2 separate regions of the Homo sapiens genome follow, and region 1 is linked to region 2. A link is a contact called in ENCODE Hi-C or POLR2A ChIA-PET data. All regions are on one chromosome and are shown on one strand. The core of a region is the stretch at or near the end of the contact, and the rest is flanking DNA. Distances in the headings are between cores, read along the strand shown. Region 1 overlaps LOC124907762 (a long non-coding RNA gene). Region 2 overlaps PRKCE (protein kinase C epsilon).

What was found. A loop is a pair of places that touch in the nucleus more often than their neighbours do. ChIA-PET counts read pairs that join two places held with the same protein, here RNA polymerase II (POLR2A). Pooled maps may share reads with other maps.
Region 1: a loop to region 2 is called in a pooled map, with 8 times the contacts of the local background. The contact joins two enhancer-like sites. A Hi-C loop is called at or near these places in 1 of 50 pooled maps. POLR2A ChIA-PET finds 5 or more read pairs at or near these places in 2 of 52 experiments (HCT116 and MCF 10A).

What each region holds. Positions count from the first base shown.
Region 1 is chr2:46,406,378-46,411,886 of GRCh38, reverse strand. LOC124907762 (a long non-coding RNA gene) reads left to right here. Exons shown (of 2, transcript XR_007086306.1): 1 at 1-2,478. Among named protein-coding and RNA genes, the nearest start is that of LINC01820, 15 kb to the right of the region's middle. RefSeq lists an enhancer at 2,447-3,021. Within about 2 kb of position 2,631, at least 21 of the 41 ENCODE cell types and tissues checked have a DNase peak (open chromatin) inside an H3K27ac peak, as active enhancers do.
Region 2 is chr2:45,962,456-45,968,166 of GRCh38, reverse strand. The region is part of intron 2 of PRKCE (protein kinase C epsilon); the gene reads right to left. LOC124907761 (a long non-coding RNA gene) reads right to left here. Exons shown (of 2, transcript XR_007086305.1): 1 at 4,716-5,711; 2 at 2,338-3,282. Among named protein-coding and RNA genes, the nearest start is that of PRKCE-AS1, 290 kb to the right of the region's middle. RefSeq lists a silencer at 3,623-3,917 and an enhancer at 3,534-4,733. Within about 2 kb of position 3,771, at least 16 of the 41 ENCODE cell types and tissues checked have a DNase peak (open chromatin) inside an H3K27ac peak, as active enhancers do.

The DNA.
Region 1 (5,509 bases), core at 1,382-3,881, 440 kb before region 2:
ATATAAGAAAGTGGGGATCAGAGGAACAAATCTGATGGTGAGCTCCCTGTAGGTCTACCCAGGTCTACCCAGGCAAGAGGAGACTCGATTCTGGGGAATGTGGGTCATACAGTTTTCTTTTGCAAGAGCATCCTCAGTGTGTCTTTGGGTAACTGTCACCCGCCCGTAATGACATGTTTAGTGTCTGGCTTCTCTCTTAGGACCATACACTCAGTGAGGCAGGGCCTAGGTTGGTCTGGTTCTTAGATGGTTCCCCACTGCCCAGCAAAAGGTCTAGTGGGCCATGACCAGAGAGGTGTGCTATACCTTTGGGGCAGACTGCCTCAGCAAGAGACCTGTTTTTCCTGTGCTCTCTGCTTCCTGTGTGCTGATTTCACTCCTGTCTCACAGTGGCCATGCCCCATTCCTGGGTTGGTGACCCCTGACAGCAGTGAGCATTCTGGTCACTATTACTCATATACCTCACCCAATGTAAATGAATGCATTTAGATGGGATTTTATAGCTCTCTTCTGCATTGGATCAGCATCAGTTGATTACTAATAAGTATTTTCATCTCTGCATGAATGACGGAGTCCTCTTCCTGGTCAGTTAAGGCCAGACTCTGATCATGGTAAATTTGCTAAGAAATGCCAAAGCAGCGTCACCCTCTGAGGTCCCTTGGTGTTACCACCCTTTTGTCAACTCATGTATGATCCCACCTGATTCATTCAGTTCAAAGCTTTAACACGGCTAGAAGCCTCTGAAGGGAGCTATGAAGCATGCCAGCTGGTCATTTGAGCACCAGGGCCCTGGTGCCTGGTTCCAGTTCTCACTTGCCACTTCCCAGCTGTGTGACTTCTGTGAGTTTAGCAACCTCTCTGGGCTCAGTTTTCTTATGGGGATGATAACAGTTAATGGCCTCAGCATAGGTAAGGGATTAAGTGAATAAAGACATATAAGGACTCCACACAGGGCCTGGCACACTGGAAAGGCTCAGCGAGTGTTTGCTCTGATGATTCTCAAGCATTGTTATCTCTTAACTTGCTTTTTAATATTCATCTTTTTCAGCAAGGCCCTGAACCTCCCCTCTTCACCACGTGCATTCATTCATCCATCCCTCTGTCCAACTTCATCTAATGGGGCCAGCGTGGCTACATCAACACAGCTGCCCTTGTGTTTCTGGAACAGTAAGAAGGGTTCTGAGCCCCATGAGAGCAGAAGCAGGCCTATATACCTTCACATCTGTATCCTCAGGGCCTGGATCAGGGCTGGCCCTGAAGAGGTACTCAGGAATGTTTGGTAAAGAAACGTTCTCAGCATTTGTCTTCCCAGCTGACCAGGAAGGTTCCACTTGATCCTGGGCACCCGTTCTGGGTACAGCATAGGCTATTGGCCAACACATGCTCAGCTGTGCCAAAGATGAGAGGAGCAGGGCATGTGCCTCGGGCAGCTCTGGTAGTTTCATTAAGATTCCTGTTTGCTGGGTATGTCGTGGGGAAGCTGATCATGGTGTTCCCACCACCACGGCTAGCTGGGAAAGCCTTGTCTCACCTACCTCCATCTCCTGCTTCCTGGGCACCTGCTTGCGGGAGAGAGAGAGAGCAATTCAGGTATGCCACAAGGGGAACTTACCTGCCTAAATGCAGGTTTGTCAAGAATTCTTGTCCAGCCAGAAAAAATCTTGTCAGGCTGAAGCGAAGTGATACATGATTTTTTTTTTTAAAGTCTGCTTTAAATTTCTCGTGGCTTCCAAAAAAGCGGCTAGCATACTTCCATATGGGATAAACTGGTATTCCATTAGATTAACTCATGCAACATTTTCTGAGAACCTACTGTGCCCCAGGTACCAGAGATGCCACAATGAGTAAAACCTACCCCACCAGGCTGTGCCATGTGGCCAGAAGAGCCCAGATGAGGAGGCTGTGGGTCTCTCCAGTAGCAGGTGTGGGGTCAGGCTCGTGGTCATCTTAGCCTCTTCCAGTCCTGCTTGTCTGGAGTCTGTGTGATGTAGGGGCAAGAGCACTGAGAGGACGTTGAAGGCCCTGGATTCTGTCTCTTGTTTGTCCTTCACCCGCTGAATGTCTGACAAATGGTTTCTTCATCTGTAAATGAGAGAGCCACACTAATTAAAGGTCTGGAAGGGCCCTTGAGGACACACATTCCATGTTCTGTGATCCCCACTTCTCTGTGTGTGTTTTCTCTTTTTTCTCTCAGCACACTGGGGCCAGACACTGCCGCTACATGTGGTGGAACCAAGTGACAGAGGGGGAGTAAGCGGAGGCTGGAATTTCTCCCTCTGTTGGCTCTCCCTGACCACCTGCCTGCTTAGCCTCTCCTCTTCCCCCAGTGAAAGTGCTGCAGCAATCTCGGCCTTTGGCACTCTCCTCAGGAATTTATGAAGCTTGTGATGTGAATGATGGAGCCAGCTAAGCCTCCTCTGCACTGACAGCTCAGCACAATGACCTGTTGGGTGATGAAAGAAATGCCAGGTGCTTCAGGTGAATTGGCTGGGATTGGGTAACTCAGAGAGTTGGCTCCAGAGTGTGTGTGTGTGTGTGTGTGTGTGTGTGTGTGTGTGTGTGTGTATTCATGGGACCTCACTTGAGCCAATGACACACCCAGACGGGACCTGGGCCAGCGGGCGTTGGGCCTGAGGTAAACGCCTGAGTCACTTTTGTCAACAGATCCTAGGCCCTGTCCACATATGGACTGGGAACCATGACTGCGCCTCACAATAGCCCAGCGAGGGCTGGTGTTTTTCCACTTAGAGTTGGTTTTGTTTCCCAAAGCTGAGCCTAATCCTTTTAACCCTTGCCTCTGGACTCCTCTTGGGGAGGAAGGGAACGCTATCCTTGCCTCACCAGCTCAGGTGGTTGTGCAACCAGCTCTAGGCGCGGGAGGAGGGCCAGGCCGCCTGTGTGTGCTCTGTGGGCAGGGCAGGTAGGCAAAAGGCCAAGTTTTAGGGCTGGACTCCTTCCCTGTGGGCTGGGGAGAGGGCTGAGGAAGGCTCCTGCTGGATCCCGGGGTTGGGATGGGTTCCTGGCTGGCTGGACTTCTGCCTACCCATCACCCTCTGTGACAGCCCCTTTCTTCGTGGTCCGGCCTTGCCTTCTTCCTCACTCTCTCACACTCCCTGCCAATCTCAGTCTTATCTCTCCTGTGGCTCGACAGAGAGCTTCCAGCCCAGGCCTCTCTGCCTAGCCCCAGATGCCCAGCCTCTGCCCAGCCCCAGATGCCCAGCCTCTGCCCTCAGGTGTCTCCAAGTCAGCGTGGGGCCCAGAAATGAGGATGCAGGCTCTGAAAACCACATCACAGCTCTGATTCTTACAGGGTTTTCAATCACACTACGCTTCAGTTTTCTCATCTATAGATATGGATAATAGCTGTGCCCTTCTCAAAGGTCCCCCCATGTGGGATTTAAATGAAATAATTCATATAAAGTTCCTAGATCTTGGCCTAGCACCTATTATTTTATTGTCTCTCTTCTCCAGCCCCAAACCTGCTCATGCTGCAGTCTCCCCGGTCCTGGTTTGTGGCTCAGTGGTTCACCCAGGCCACCCTGTGTCCTGCCCGTGCCCATATCTAGTCATCTCTAGGCCGCAGTCCTTGCTGCCTCTGCATTCCTGCGGCCCTGTGTTAGTTTAGGGCCTCTTTCTCTCTTTTCTGTAGTAGTGAGTTCCTAGCTCCTGAGCCAGCTGCATGATGCAGTCCCCAAATCTGATACAATCCTAATACAACGGCCCAATCCGATCATTACAAAAAGGCGGAGGAGCTCGCTATCAACTCCAGAATCAAGTCCACAACCTCCAAGGTGTGCGCAGCCTGGCGAGACCTGGGCTTTGCTCACCCTTCTGGCTTAATTCTCACCACACACTCCCCTGTAGCAGCCATGCCAAACCACGGCCCACGCTTCCGTCTCCTTGCCTTTGTTCGTGCTGTTCCTGCTTTCTGCTTTACACCTTTCCTGTATCCTTCTTTACCTGCTAGATGCCTGCTTTGCCATCAAGACAATAATCTTTTTTAAATTTAAATTTAAATTCTTTTGACTTTTAGGTGTAGGGTACATGTGCACATTTGTTAGGTAAATTGCATGAAAGACAATCTTAAATACATTTACAGACCCAGTAGCCAGACACTGTACTAACTGTGATTTACATGTATTCATATAATCTTTTCAACAACCTCTTGAAGTGGGTACCATTTATAAATGAGGAAACTGAGGCACAGAGAGGTTGGTAAGTTGACCAAGCTCATAGAATTAGTAACTGGCAGAGCCTGGGTGCAAACCCATGCAGCCAGTGCTAGAACCTGCGCCTGACTGCTACGCTATGTCTCAAGCCCCTCGTAGGCACTGCCCTCCCACTGATGCCCACCTGGCCTCCCCAGGCACTGTTTGGTGCCTCCCCTTTGGTGCTGGTGACTACTGTTGCTTTGCCACAACATGTGTTAGTCACAGTGCTTTTTCCGGCGAACCTCTGGAGGGCAAGGACCGTGTTCTGTTCATTCTCACATCCCCATGGCCCACAGTGCTTGGCACCTGGTAGGTGCCCAATAGACGTTTGTTACACCAAAAGAGCTGGTGAATGAAATGTCATCTGTAGGACTTGTCAGAATGCCTTCTTGCTTCCATCAACCTTTGGCCCTCCATTTCCAAGACTTACCTAAGACTTGCCTCCTTCCTGAAGCCTCACCCACCCTCACTCTCTTCCTTTGCTGGAAGCCTCCTCGCTTGCACAAGGCTCATGTGTATATGGTCAATTCTTTTCCCTCCCTCCCTTCCTTCCTTCCTGACAGAGCTTTGTGCTTGTTGCCCAGGCTGGAGTATAGTGACGCGATCTCGGCTCACTGCAACTTCCACCTCCCGGGTTCAAGCGATTCTCCTGCCTCAGCCTGCAGAGTAGCTGGGATTACAGGTGTCTGCCACCACACCTAGCTAATTTTTTGTGTTTTTAGTAGAGACAAGGTTTCACCAGGTTGGCCAAGCTGGTCTCGAACTCCTGATGGTCAGTTCTTGATTAGGTTTGTTGATGGTAGAGGAGCCATACCGTTGCCAGTGGGCTGGGGAAAAGCTCTGGCTCTCTTTTGTTTGGGAGAAGGCAGCTTAGTGAGTCAGATCACACCTTAATGCTCTTGCCCAGCTGGGGGAGGAAGGGAGAGTGCAGAAAGGTGTTGGGGGTAAGGGCAGGAGACACACCAACAGTGCATCCTGTTGGGATGTCCTTCTGTAACCACAGCCCCTTGCTTCCCAATTCAAATGATGAAAAGAGTAACAAGGAATCCAAATGCAGAACAAGTGGCCACCCTGTCCCCATGACTGTAACCAATCCATACACAGGATAAAGGAGATGGACCCAGGAGGGGCATTGTGAGGCTGCTGCTAACTTCCCACAGCATCCAGAGAGCACCTCTCAGTCTGATGGCCCGGATATCAGGGGTGTGGGCAGGAGTGGCAGTGGGGCAGGAGGGAGCTACTGCTGAAGGTCTTGTGCTGGTGCTAGGCCTGGCAAATGGCACACCTGGTTCCACCGA
Region 2 (5,711 bases), core at 2,522-5,021:
TTTCTAACACACACAGACGTATGCCTGGATGCCAGCAATGCCTTCCAGAGTATATGGAGCCAAGAACAAGGGTCAACCTTGCCTGGGCCAGACTTGCCAACATGCATGATCTTGGGGCACCACTGTCATTCCTCACTGCAGGACAGTCCCCTACCCTTTGTGTTCAGGGCACACAGGGATCTTTCCCCAGGCAGGTGTGCTGTGGGGTCTTCTTTCTTTTCTCTGAGCTCTCTCTTTTGACCTCCCCTTTCTGCCAGTATGGTTGAATGAGGTATTAGCAGACTGGACAAATTTTGTCCTTTCCCAAAACCTGCCTCATATCCTTGAACAAGTCATTTAATATCTCTGAGCCACTGTTTTCCTATCTTATCTATCAGGAGAGGGGCAATTCCATGGCTCAACCCAAACCTCAAGCTGAGAGGAGCAGCACAGACCCATGTTGGATTCTGAGGCAAAAAGAAAAAAAGAAAAAAAATGAGTCATCCTGACTGTATCTTTACTTCAAATTTTGTTATTTCCTTCATTAATCTGATTTTCTAAACTACTACATTACAATATTATTTGATTCCTGAGACTTGGGGCAGTCCTAAATTCTGCTTGCACCATAGTCCTGACCTTGACTATAATGGTTGATAAAGGCCCAAGTGAAGTTCTTCTTCCTAAGCATACCAGGCTTCGCAAGGGTGGTGGAAGCCTGGCCCCTGTTTGCCCTTCTCTCCCTCTGCTGGTCTACTGTGGGGTGGTAGGTAGGCCTCCAGGACCTCCTTCACCCCAGGGGACACTCCAGGATGGCCCCCAAAATTGATAGTGTAAGGACCAGAAGTGACAGAAAAAATACTGCCAAAAATGTGATGGGTTCAGATGGTGATTGTTGAATTTCACCTGCCATCTAGCACATGCTGAAGGGAGGGTTTTCTCCTCCTATGACCATGGCAGTGGGGTTTGAAGCCAGCTCTGGATCCTGTAGTACATACCGCTCCACATCTGAGGACTACACATAGTAGCGTGAAATGGCCACCATGGGGGTATTTACAGGAAAATCAACAAATGCTACAAATCAGGACTTTCTTGGGGAGGTTGTTGTTAAACATTTACCACCAGCACACCCCTGGCCCTGAGGAGATCAGACATATACAGCCATGGTTCAGGTTCTTTCTCTTTTATCTTTCCAAAAACAGGCTGTATCCACCAAAGCTGTGGCTTTAGTAATCCAATACTGACTTCCAGAAACCCTGCATCTCTCTATCTCCCTGGAGCCAACAATGCCTCACTGAGGAAGAGCGACAGCCTCATCCCTGACCCTGCAGAACCTGCTCCGATGCTCCCTTGTGGCCCCCAACCTGCTGGGGTTCAGCTACCCCCAGATGTTACCTACTTGCCACTGTAAGAGGGAGCGCCTGCCTTATCTTCCCCACACCCCATCCCACAAGGCTTTAGGACCGGGAAAACTGTCAGAAAGACTGGGCTGGGCAAGGAACACTGACTTAACTCTAGAAAAAAGCAGAAATGGGACTAGATTGAGGAAAACCCTGGGGTTGGGGTGGGGGTCAGCTCATCAGGAGGCTTATCTTGGAATCCAGGTAAAGAGTGATTATAGTCTTCAAGGTAATTTTACAACACAAAGAAAACAATTCAACTATCCTGGTATTTTGGTCTAAATAACTGTCAAACCCTGCCTATTCAAAAGCTGAAAGATGTCAGCTAGCATTTATGGGACCCCTGCCAGATGCTGAGCATGATTCCAAGCACCTTAAGTGTATGAGGTACTACTATCTGACACACACGACAGTATCCCGCATGCGTGCAAGGTAGTACCTCACATGTGTGACAGAGCATCACACACGTGCGAGATAGTATCTCACGCACACGTTTGTGGGAGCATCACAGGCACCTGCGGTCATGTTACACATCTATGAAGTATCAACATTACATATTCATGCAATATGTAAGCATCTTACATACTTCCTCTAATATCACAAGGCATTACTTTTGGCACAAAGAGGTTAAATAACTGTCTTGTGAAAGGCCATGCAGCCAACAGTAAATGTCAGTTTGGGATTTCCCACCCTGGCCCAGCCATCCACGCCTCCCAAGGATGGCAAAATAGCCTAGTCCCACTTGTACCCAACTGTGTGTGTAGAAGTTTCCTGTCAGCTGCTGATCACCCACCTCCCCACACATCTGCCCTTGCTCTCACCTAGATACTTAGAAAAGAAAGCTGAGGGGGACTGATTAAGTCATGGCACACCCACATAATGGAACGTAATGCAGCGGTTTAACAAAGCAGCTATGCTAAGCCCACCAAGAAACTAAGCAGAAAAAGAAAACTAAGAAACATGTCGATAGTGTGTATTTATTTGTATAAAATGAGAAAAAAAGAATACACTCAAACGCATATAAGCAAGACTGTGGATGGAAAATTTCTGCAAGGGTATATAATAAGCTATTCATCCTAAAAATGTTTATCATGTGGACACTGGATTCCAGGCAATGTTCTAGGCACAAAGGGATAACCCATGGCTACTCCCTCAATTTTGTTCTCAGATATTCTGGATTTGGTCCTTAATAGACAGGTCTCTGCTAACAAAGCAAGAAATTGCCATGATAGTCCAGAGTACAGTGATTATGACTGGGAGGTGCTCCTCACAGAAGCTAGGGTGCAAACTTTACCTCTCAATCTCTGGGGAGTCTACTTAATTTTCCCTTTCAATAATGCTCTGTTTTGACTTTATAAATTCACTGGTAAATATGCAAGGTCAATGGAAAGAAAACAAAACAAACAAAACCAGGTACTAAAAATCAAAGCAGCCGTGCCTTTTATTTTGTAATTTTCCATAGAACAATAGATGATAATGTTTGCAAGTGAAATAAATACTTCATGACAGTGAGTTTTAAATATTGTGTAAATATTTATGTGATGTCAAAGAATATGTTCTACATGTGTACTCACACAATGCATTAAAGAAAATTTGTTCAAAACAGGAAAGAGGAAACAGCAACTAATTCCCTCAGAGAGATTATTCGATGCTATCTGTATCTTCCCAGAGAGGCACACAATAAGAATCAGAAACGTCTGAGAGGAGAGGTTTGAGATTGCCTGCATGTTTTATTCTGCATGTAATCTAATCAGAAGAGAACGGGTGGCATTTCAAGATTAGCATCTCAAGTTTAACATGAACCGTTGTTTCTCCTTCCTCTTCACTTTCTGAATGATCTTTGCTGTGTTCATGGCAGGATTTATGCTCTGTCCAGGTATGAAAACAAAACTGCAGCTAGTGTTCACTACATAGGAAAAAAAAAGTGAAAATCTCAGACTTTGATACGGTAGGCACAGCAGCATTAGAGTAAACTGAGTCAAAACATGGTGATTGACAGATAATGTGAGAAAAGAAGATGCCAAACCCCAATCTCACTGCCCCATGGTTTCTGATGCCAAGCACACTGTGTTGAACACAAAGAAGCACCGAGGAGCAGTGATTTCACTTAAGCAGGAAGCCTGCTAGCCTCTAGTCTATATTCATTCATTCATTCATTCGCCCATTCGTTCATTCCCTCCTCCATCCATTCACAGTTACATATTACAGTCATGGTGGAACTTTACTGCATGCTTCTGGTACCCAGTAAAAATTACTACTTCCAGGAGGAAACCACAGAGCAAAAAGCCTCCAGGCAGACCTGCTGAAAGCTCAAAGAGTGCTCCCAGCCTGGGAAATCTGCCAAGTGGGGCACCAGCCAAGGGTGGGACCAGAATCCCTGTTGGTGCCAGTGATGATCTGAGATGAATCACAGGAAACTGAGCAATTGCTGCATTCTCGGGCACCTGAGCACAATGGAGCTCACGTTCCATGAGGCCAGGTTCTGGCCACTGCTCATGCTTCTAAAATGCTGTATTAAAACGGGCCTGTGGACAGCAGGATTAAAAGTCTTAGTAGGGTCTCTGCCTGTCCCCAGGTGCTGGTTGGTGAACATGGAAAGGGTGTGAATGTGCCGAGTAGAGTGGGACATTCCTCCCTCGAACAAATAACAAGCCTTTTAATGCCATAGGCACTGCAACCCTAAAGGCTATGGGGTTATTTATTGAAAAACCCACACCCTTCCAGTGCTGTTCGTAGCAGCCATTCCACATCACCCAGTCAGTGGCAGGCCACATTCATGAGACTAAAGCAAAGTGAACTCAAGATCACACCCTTCGACGTCACAAGGCTCCCAGCTACCTCACCTTGGGCTCCACAGAGCTTCTCAAAGGTACGTGCCTGCACAATTTCCCAGACTACCGCAGTGAGCCAACTTTTTAGTTCCTCAAACTCCTTCTTTACTAAGGCAGTTTTGAGCACTTGCTAATTTTAAAGTCAGAATTAAAAAGAAAAATAATGGTCTTTCCCAAGAGATCTGGAGTCCCGGCAGGGCGCCCAGAATGCTGACCAGGTGGGTATTCTGATTAGATGACCTGGGAAGGAAGAATTTCAGGGAATCTGAAGATAAAATGGAGATAAAAGGCAATGAAAGAATGGTAAGGCAAAGGAAATGGAGAAAGACAGAGGATAAAAGAGGTAAAGATGGCCGGGCGCGGTAGCTCATGCCTGTAATCTCAGTACTTCGGAAGGCCAAGGTGGGCGGATCACCTGAGGTCAGGAGTTCTAGACCAGCCTGGCCAACATGGCGAAACCCTGTCTCTAGTAAAAACACAAAAATTAGCCGGGCGTGGTGGCGCACACCTGTAATCCCAGCTACTCGGGAGGCTGAGGCAGGAGAGTTGCTTGAACCAGGGAGGCAGAGGTTGCAGTGAGCCGAGATCACGCCACCACACTCCATGTTGGGCAATAGAGCAAGACTCGGTCTAAAAAAATAAATAAATAAAAACAAGTAAAGATGATTATTATGCCACCCAGTCTGAGCTGGTAATTACCTAAATGAACCCCACATGTTCCCAGAAAGCAGAGGGACTCATTTTACATAACACAATCTACTCTCCCTGGTTTTTTGGTTCCTACTGATCAGGAAACGAGCTTGCCTTCCTTCCATCCTCCCTTCTATCGACCCAGGCCCATCTAGTCCCCACGGCAGGGCACTGGGAGATAGACGTCCCTTAGGAAGCTTCATATAGGTGAACAAGCCCCAAGTCTTTCCACAGAAACAGCTATAATGGCCACAGCTCTTGTGGAACTTATATCTTTTCCTTTGGCTTCAAAAACCTGCTTCAATTAAACTTTTTCTTACCAGTTTTTATGTTCCACTGAGACTGACCAAAACTCTGCACATGGAGAGAGGGATGAGAAGGTCAAAAGCAATAATGCTTTTAATAACTGAAAGCATCCCAGAATCGAACTCATGCTCCTTCAGGGCTCAGGAGCTCTGACACGCACATGCACACAGCACAGTGCCTCTCCCTGACACCCCCGCTGCTGGCACTTCTCCCAGGCCAGGGGACATCATAGTCCAGGAAATTTGCCAGATTCCCAGTTATTCGGGCCTTAAGGCTTGGCAACTCCTCTCTCCCCCGGAGCTGTCTTCTATAGTGATATGAGAATGTTGGGAAAAGAATAGTCACTGTGTGAGGAAAAAAGTCTATTTCTAATAGCTCTGCAACCAAGAGAAACATCAGCTAAATGCTGAGCTGCATATCTATAAACTTCCATTTGGAGAAAATGAAAACTGCCAAGAGGGGAACAAAAAAGGAAGGGGGGTGGTGGGCGTTTTCAGTTTAATGAACC